2 separate regions of the Mus musculus genome follow, and region 1 is linked to region 2. Evidence: chromatin contacts called from ENCODE Hi-C or POLR2A ChIA-PET data. All regions are on one chromosome and are shown on one strand. The core of a region is the stretch at or near the end of the contact, and the rest is flanking DNA. Distances in the headings are between cores, read along the strand shown.

The links. Hi-C counts contacts between places; a loop is a spot of excess contacts on that map. ChIA-PET counts read pairs that join two places held with the same protein, here RNA polymerase II (POLR2A).
Region 1: a map of left cerebral cortex shows a loop between it and region 2 (2.6-fold over the local background). The contact joins the promoter of Zbtb12 here to the enhancer-like site in region 2. A Hi-C loop is called at or near these places in 1 of 37 maps with a recorded cell type or tissue (left cerebral cortex). POLR2A ChIA-PET finds 5 or more read pairs at or near these places in 1 of 5 experiments (Patski).

What each region holds. Positions count from the first base shown.
Region 1 is chr17:34,893,206-34,896,416 of GRCm38, forward strand. It overlaps Zbtb12 (zinc finger and BTB domain containing 12), which reads left to right and starts at 1,354. Exons shown (of 2, transcript NM_198886.3): 1 at 1,354-1,564; 2 at 2,016-3,211. The coding sequence starts at 2,036.
Region 2 is chr17:34,654,218-34,657,388 of GRCm38, forward strand. It overlaps Atf6b (activating transcription factor 6 beta), which reads left to right. Exons shown (of 18, transcript NM_017406.4): 18 at 254-857. The coding sequence ends at 480. Among named protein-coding and RNA genes, the nearest start is that of Atf6b, 8.7 kb to the left of the region's middle. Within about 2 kb of position 1,506, at least 2 of the 3 ENCODE cell types and tissues checked have a DNase peak (open chromatin) inside an H3K27ac peak, as active enhancers do.

The sequences.
Region 1 (3,211 bases), core at 104-2,603, 240 kb after region 2:
GCCAAGGTACTGCCTCGCGGCTGTCTGCGCCTTCTCCGGGAACAGCATCTCTTGGGTGTGAGAATTCGGTTCAATCAGGAATGAACTTTGTATGGGCGGATGCAGGTCCAGCTGAAAGCCAATGATGTCAACACCCAGCCATTTATTGTCTGACTTTTATTTGCAAAACACAGCCCATACATAACTTAATTCCTGTATTCAAGATGTCTTGGGGGGGGGGGGGGCATCGGGTTGCAAGCAGTTGAGCATCCTCAGGATTGAGAAGCTTCCTGGAGGGTGTAATAAAAAAAATATAACCTGCAGGCAACAGCGGCCACCCCCTGAGGACTTTATTCTTTAAAGCCAGTGTGGGTATTTGGGGTGCACAGAAGCGCTGGTGGGCTAGCCTTCAAGACAGGTACTCACATTGAAGTTGTGTTGAAGGTAGTTTTGGAGTGGCAAAGAAAGCCAGTCCGGAGTAGAGTGGGTATCTAGGGTCAGGGAGCATCTCCTCTTCTGGGACAGGACAGAGTGGGTGCAGAGAAAATTATAGATGGCACATTAGTACCAATATAAATAATTGCACAATTTGCAAGATTAGTCCCAGGGTTAATTACACAGTGAAGGTGAAACGCACTAATCTTTCACAGTATGAGTGGGGTTCTTGACCTTGGCAAGAAGTCAGAGTGGATAAAATAGAAGGGAGAATGAGTGTGATTGACGTAACCGTGTGCTCTAAGCCGGACAAGCTGAGGGCAAGCGCTGGCTCATCAGGCTTTGTGGAAAGTGAAATTCTCTTTTAGATCAGGACTACAGTGGGCACCAGCTTCAGAAGACTTGGAAAAGTCTGGAAATGTGGCCTGAGGAACTGTGCACACATTCAGCGGAGGATGCACCCGAGGGCAGCAGTGATCCTAAGATTGGTAGGCCACCGGCAGGTCCAAGGCTCTGGGAGGTGGCCTGACTCGCACAGCTGGGCGGGAGTGACGCCTTGCTGGAGAGCAGGTGGCCGCGCAGATTGCGCAGTTCCCGGGGAGCGCGCGCGCTGGGGGGCGCGGGGCAGGCGGGGCTAGCGGGGACGCGCTGGGGCGCGGGAGGGGGGCTCTAGGAGCCGGGGGCGGGGCCGAGTGCGCGGGCCTTGGCACGCACGCGCAGACGGGCCGCGGGCCCCAGAGGCAGAGAGGAGGGGGAGCGTGAAATAGGGGGCGGTGTGGAGCGTATTTCCGCTCTGGCGGACAAATAATCCTGGCCAAAGGGGAGGCCCGACTGTCCAGCCCTTTAACCGCGTGGGGGTGCCGGGGGAGAAAAGGGGGGTCGGGGAGGGGGAATCCTGCTCCTTTAATTCCCTCCCCTCTTCCTCCGCCCCGAGTCCGCGAGGACGCTGCGCTGCGCGGGGCCTTGGAACACTCGGCACGAGCTGCCCCCGCCCCTCCCCCTCCCGCCCACGCGGAGCCGGCCCGCGCGCGCACCCCGTGCACCCCCGCGCCTGCGCGCTGCCCCGGCCCTGCCCGTGTGTGGGGGGCGTCGCTGGCCCCGGGGGGGTGGGGGACCAGGGGGGAAAAATCAGCACGCGGAACCGGGCCAGGTGAGAGGCGCGTGCACCCAGGGTCGTGAGTCTGGGTGGGGGGGCGTGCCACGGAGATCTGCGCGTGGGAGGGGGGCGTGCACGACCTGTCCGGGCGGTGGGAGGACGTGAAAAGGGGGACTCACAGCAGCGCGGCCCAGGCTAGAGCGAGGCGGGTGAGGAGTACCTGCAACCGGGGGCCACCCCAGAGTTGCAATCCTCTGGTTTTTTCCCCCCATCCACCCCTTTATCCATTCTCCCGTGGGCGCGCGGGCTGCGGGACTGGGGGGTGTGGACGCCGCTGCCCCGCCCCCGGGAACCACGCCTCCCTCCTCGGAGGGACCGCGCCTCCTTGGAATTGGGGAAACTGAGGGAGGCGCGCCAAGACTAGGGAGGTAGGGATGAGGGGTCTGGAGCCTTGGCCTCCGACAGCCAGAGACCTTTGTCTCTGACTCGTTTCCTTCCCACCCAGGGCAGTCCACTCCCGCCACAATGGCCTCTGGGGTGGAAGTCCTGCGCTTCCAGCTGCCTGGCCACGAGGCCGCAACGTTGCGGAACATGAACCAGCTCCGTGCAGAGGAGCGGTTCTGTGATGTGACCATCGTGGCCGACAGCCTCAAATTCCGTGGCCACAAGGTCATCCTGGCCGCCTGCTCACCGTTCCTCCGGGACCAGTTCTTGCTGAACCCCAGTTCTGAGCTGCAGGTCTCACTGATGCACAGCGCGCGTATTGTGGCGGACTTGCTCCTCTCTTGCTACACAGGCGCCCTGGAGTTCGCAGTCAGGGACATCGTGAACTACCTGACAGCAGCCTCCTACCTGCAAATGGAGCATGTAGTGGAGAAATGCCGGAACGCCCTTAGCCAGTTCATTGAGCCCAAAATAGGCCTTAAAGAAGATGGGGTCAGCGAGGCTAGCCTCCTAAGCAGTGTCAGTGCCACCAAGTCCCTCCTCCCTCCAGCCAGGACCCCAAAGCCAGCTCCAAAACCCCCACCACCACCTCCTCTACCCCCTCCGCTCCTGCGACCGGTGAAGCTGGAGTTTCCGCTGGATGAGGACCTAGAGCTGAAGGCGGAAGAGGAGGATGAGGATGAAGATGAAGATGTTTCTGACATCTGCATCGTCAAAGTGGAGTCGGCTCTAGAAGTGGCACACCGGCTCAAACCCCCTGGAAGCCTAGCCGGGGGTCTGGGTATCGGGGCCTCTGTGAGCAGCCACCTGGGAGAGCTGGCCCAGAGTAGTGTGGCCCCCAACACTGTTACCCCACCGCAAGGGGTGGTGAAGGCATGCTACAGCCTGTCAGAGGACGCGGAAGGGGAAGGCCTGTTGTTGATCCCAGGAGGCCGGGCCAGTGTGGGGGCCACCTCGGGCCTAGTGGAAGCAGCAGCGGTGGCCATGGCTGCCCGGGGGGCGGGGGGCAGTCTGGGGGCAGGGGGTAGCCGGGGACCTCTGCCTGGGGGCTTCTCAAGTGGAAACCCCTTAAAGAACATCAAATGCACCAAATGCCCTGAAGTGTTCCAGGGTGTGGAGAAGCTGGTCTTCCACATGCGTGCGCAACACTTCATCTTCATGTGCCCACGCTGCGGCAAGCAGTTCAACCACAGCAGCAACCTCAACCGCCACATGAACGTCCACCGTGGTGTCAAGTCCCATTCATGTGGCATCTGC
Region 2 (3,171 bases), core at 256-2,755:
GTGAGATCCTTTCTCAACCAGACCAAAGCTGCTCTGATAGGTGGCGGCTAGGCTTTTCTTTCTTGACCTCCTGTCCCATGTGCCCCTTACTTGTTGTCACTTACCTTCCTACGCCAGCCCTCTGCCCGCCTCACTCGGCCTGTGGGCTGCCTCTGCCCTCCTCCTCTTCCCAACTTTCTAACCATCTTCCTCATCTCACCCCACCCACCACTGTCTGCCTCCCCTTCCCCGCTTCCCTCTCTCCTTCACACAGAGACCGTGTCAGGCCGGGGCCCCCCAGGGGACTATGAGGAGATGATGCAGATCGAGTGTGAGGTCATGGACACCAGGGTGATTCACATCAAGACCTCTACGGTGCCCCCCTCGCTCCGGAAGCAGCCGTCCCCATCCCCGGGCAATACCACAGGTGGCCCCTTGCCAGGCTCCGCAGCTAGTCCTGCCCATCAGGCCTCCCAGCCCCTCTACCTCAATCACCCCTGACATCCTCACCTCACAGTGACTTAGAACCGGGTTAGGGAACCTGATCCTGGGGCTCGGGGGCAATTGTAAAGGAAGACGGGGTGTGGGGGTTAAGCACTTAGTGGGACTAGGGTGGGTGGTTCACCTCTCTTCTCACTCTTTCCAGAAATATAGGGCTCCTCTCATTCCTGCACTCCCAGTCCTCTTTCCCCGAGGGTACCTCGTGAGGGTTTCCCCCATATCCTCTTCATTCTCTCCTTTATCTGTTTGGGAGTCAAGGTGGGACTAGGTCCCCAGGTGGGACAAGGGATGGTTGTGGGTGGCAGAAGTCAGTTTATGTGTGTGCGTATCTTTTTTTTATTATTATTAAATAAACAACGTGGAGGGGTGTAAAGGAACGGCGGCCACCTTCCTAGTGTGTGACGTGTATAGGGCCAGCATCAAAGGAAGCAGCACTGAGGATGGCGTGGTGGGGTGAGAAGGAGCCAGACCTCATGTCCCCGTCCCCCCTGTCCCAGCCCAGCAACTCTAGGGCATGTCTGTCTAGCTGTCTGTGGCGTGACAGCAGATAGAACATCTCACCGGAATGTGTCTGAGTAAACAGGAAGGACAGGACAGGGGCCCCACGCCCTTGATGGGGTGCAGCAGCTCCAGCCCTTGCTCTGCTGCAGGTCCCCCCTGGCTTTCCAGGATGAGCTGTCCACACAAACAACAGGCGTGGGGGCCAGAGGGCTTGAAGCCCAGGAAGGCGGGGTCACAGCGGAGGGGGCCTGGTAGGGAGGTGAAGAAGGGGGCACATTACAGGACATCCTCTAGGCCCTGAACTGAGGAAGACAGACCTGAGGGAGGCCCAGATGGATGGAGACAGTGGCTCAGGCAGATAGGGCCGTGAGCTCCGAGTGGGAGGAAAGGGACCAGATCCAGATGAGGGCCCCAGTCTGCCTGGCTGCGAGTCCCCTGCAGTCACTCCCATTGCAGCAGTGCCTTAGGCCTGACCCTACAGGAGTGGCCCGGGTCAGCTGGAGGGTGTGAGCTGGACCTGGGCTCCGAGCCCAGATGACTGGACAGGGGCTGCCTGGCTCTAAGCCCAGCCCTGAAGGAGGGAGGAAGAACCTCACGTGTCCAGCCAGGCTTTCCCCTCCTCTCTTCACCCATCCCTACTGTGTTTGGGGTGAAAACAGACTGGGGAACTATGGCAACCTGGAACTAGGGCTCCCAGGAACTCAGCCTCTCCTCCCTCCAGAGGGCAGCTCTGGTCCACAGCCACTTCCTGTCCCAGGATCCCTGAGCACCTTATCCAGGGAGTAAGGGAAGCAGATGGCCTGGTCCTGGGCTGCTTCACGGCCCTGTACTAGCTGATGTCCTTAAACACCTTGGGCTCGTCCTCTGTAAGATGTGACCCTCCTCCTGACTTCCGAGGGTGGTACTGGGAAACTTGGTCCTTGGACAGGACTATTAGGCACTGCCTCCGTCCTGGGTCTGCTTCACCTTGTACCCATCACGTCCCCGACCCATTTGAGAAGGTGCTCCAAGAGCTGGCACCCCACACTGAGGACTCTGGGATGGTTCCCTTGCACTTCCAAGTGGTGGAAGACTGGGACCCTCAGACATGGGGGAGGGGCATCATGGGGGCCAAGGAGAGACGCGGAGATGGGGTTGCAGGGTCACAGGTGCAAACGGGCTTGTCTGTTGCCCTGCAGGCCAGTACAGGCTCCCTTCTGTCCAGTCTGCTCTGTGGTGCCCCCTCAGCATGCCAGCCCGCTGTCACTCTGGCACCTAAGCAGCCCCTTCCTGCCTCAGGCCCACTGCTTCCTGGTCAGCTCTGGGGTCATAGTTGGGGGTCTTCACCCTCTGCCCACCACTCTGTTGGCTGCTTAGTTCTCTCTCTGTGTCTCTTCACAGTTTACCCTTCCTCTGCCTTGTCCTGCTCCTTGGTCTTCACATCTCTTCCCGCTGGCTGTGTGCAGTGGTCTCCGTTCTGTCCCCTCTTCTGTTCACACCACAGTCAGACCCCCTCACTCTGTCCCACCGCCTCTTCTCTCTCCCTCCATGCTTCCCTCCCTCCCTGCGCCTCACTCCAAGCTTAGTCCTCTCCCTGGCTGTGGGGGCCAGGACTGGGGAGCCCAGTGTTTGCCTCATCATTCTGCTATGGCTTCTGGATACAGCACATCTGGATCCCGGGGCCCAGATGTGTGGTTGCCACAGCGACCTCAGTCCCTCTGGTAAATACAGGCGCCCACCCGCTCCAGAGCAGAGAACAAAACAATTGTGTGACTTTCTTTTGTCACGAGATAGAAATGTCCTCCCCTCCTCCTCCCGTCTCCCCACACCCATGTCTCTAGGCTGAGAGTTTGAAGGCCCCAGACCCTTCTTGCCAGGGTGTTGGAGCCCTCTAGCCTTGTACTTCCATCTTCTCAAGCCATTTCTTTCCCAGGTTCCCCATCCTTAGCCCACATCACTGAGCTCTCCCCCCCATGCATGTTGGCCACCTCCCTCCCCCACCGCACCCCCACCGCATCTTAGGCAGTATCTTGTCTATACAGTAGCAGGGCAAAAGGAGATATTTCAAAAGTCCAAATCCTTCACCATTCCTCCTCAAAACTTTTGAAGAGGCCACTCACTTCAGTCCTTCCCAGAGCTACTGCTGAGGGAGTGAGGACAGGCTCTGCCTACTCTGTCCTAGCCAAGTGGAACAGCACCCATGAGCCCTGT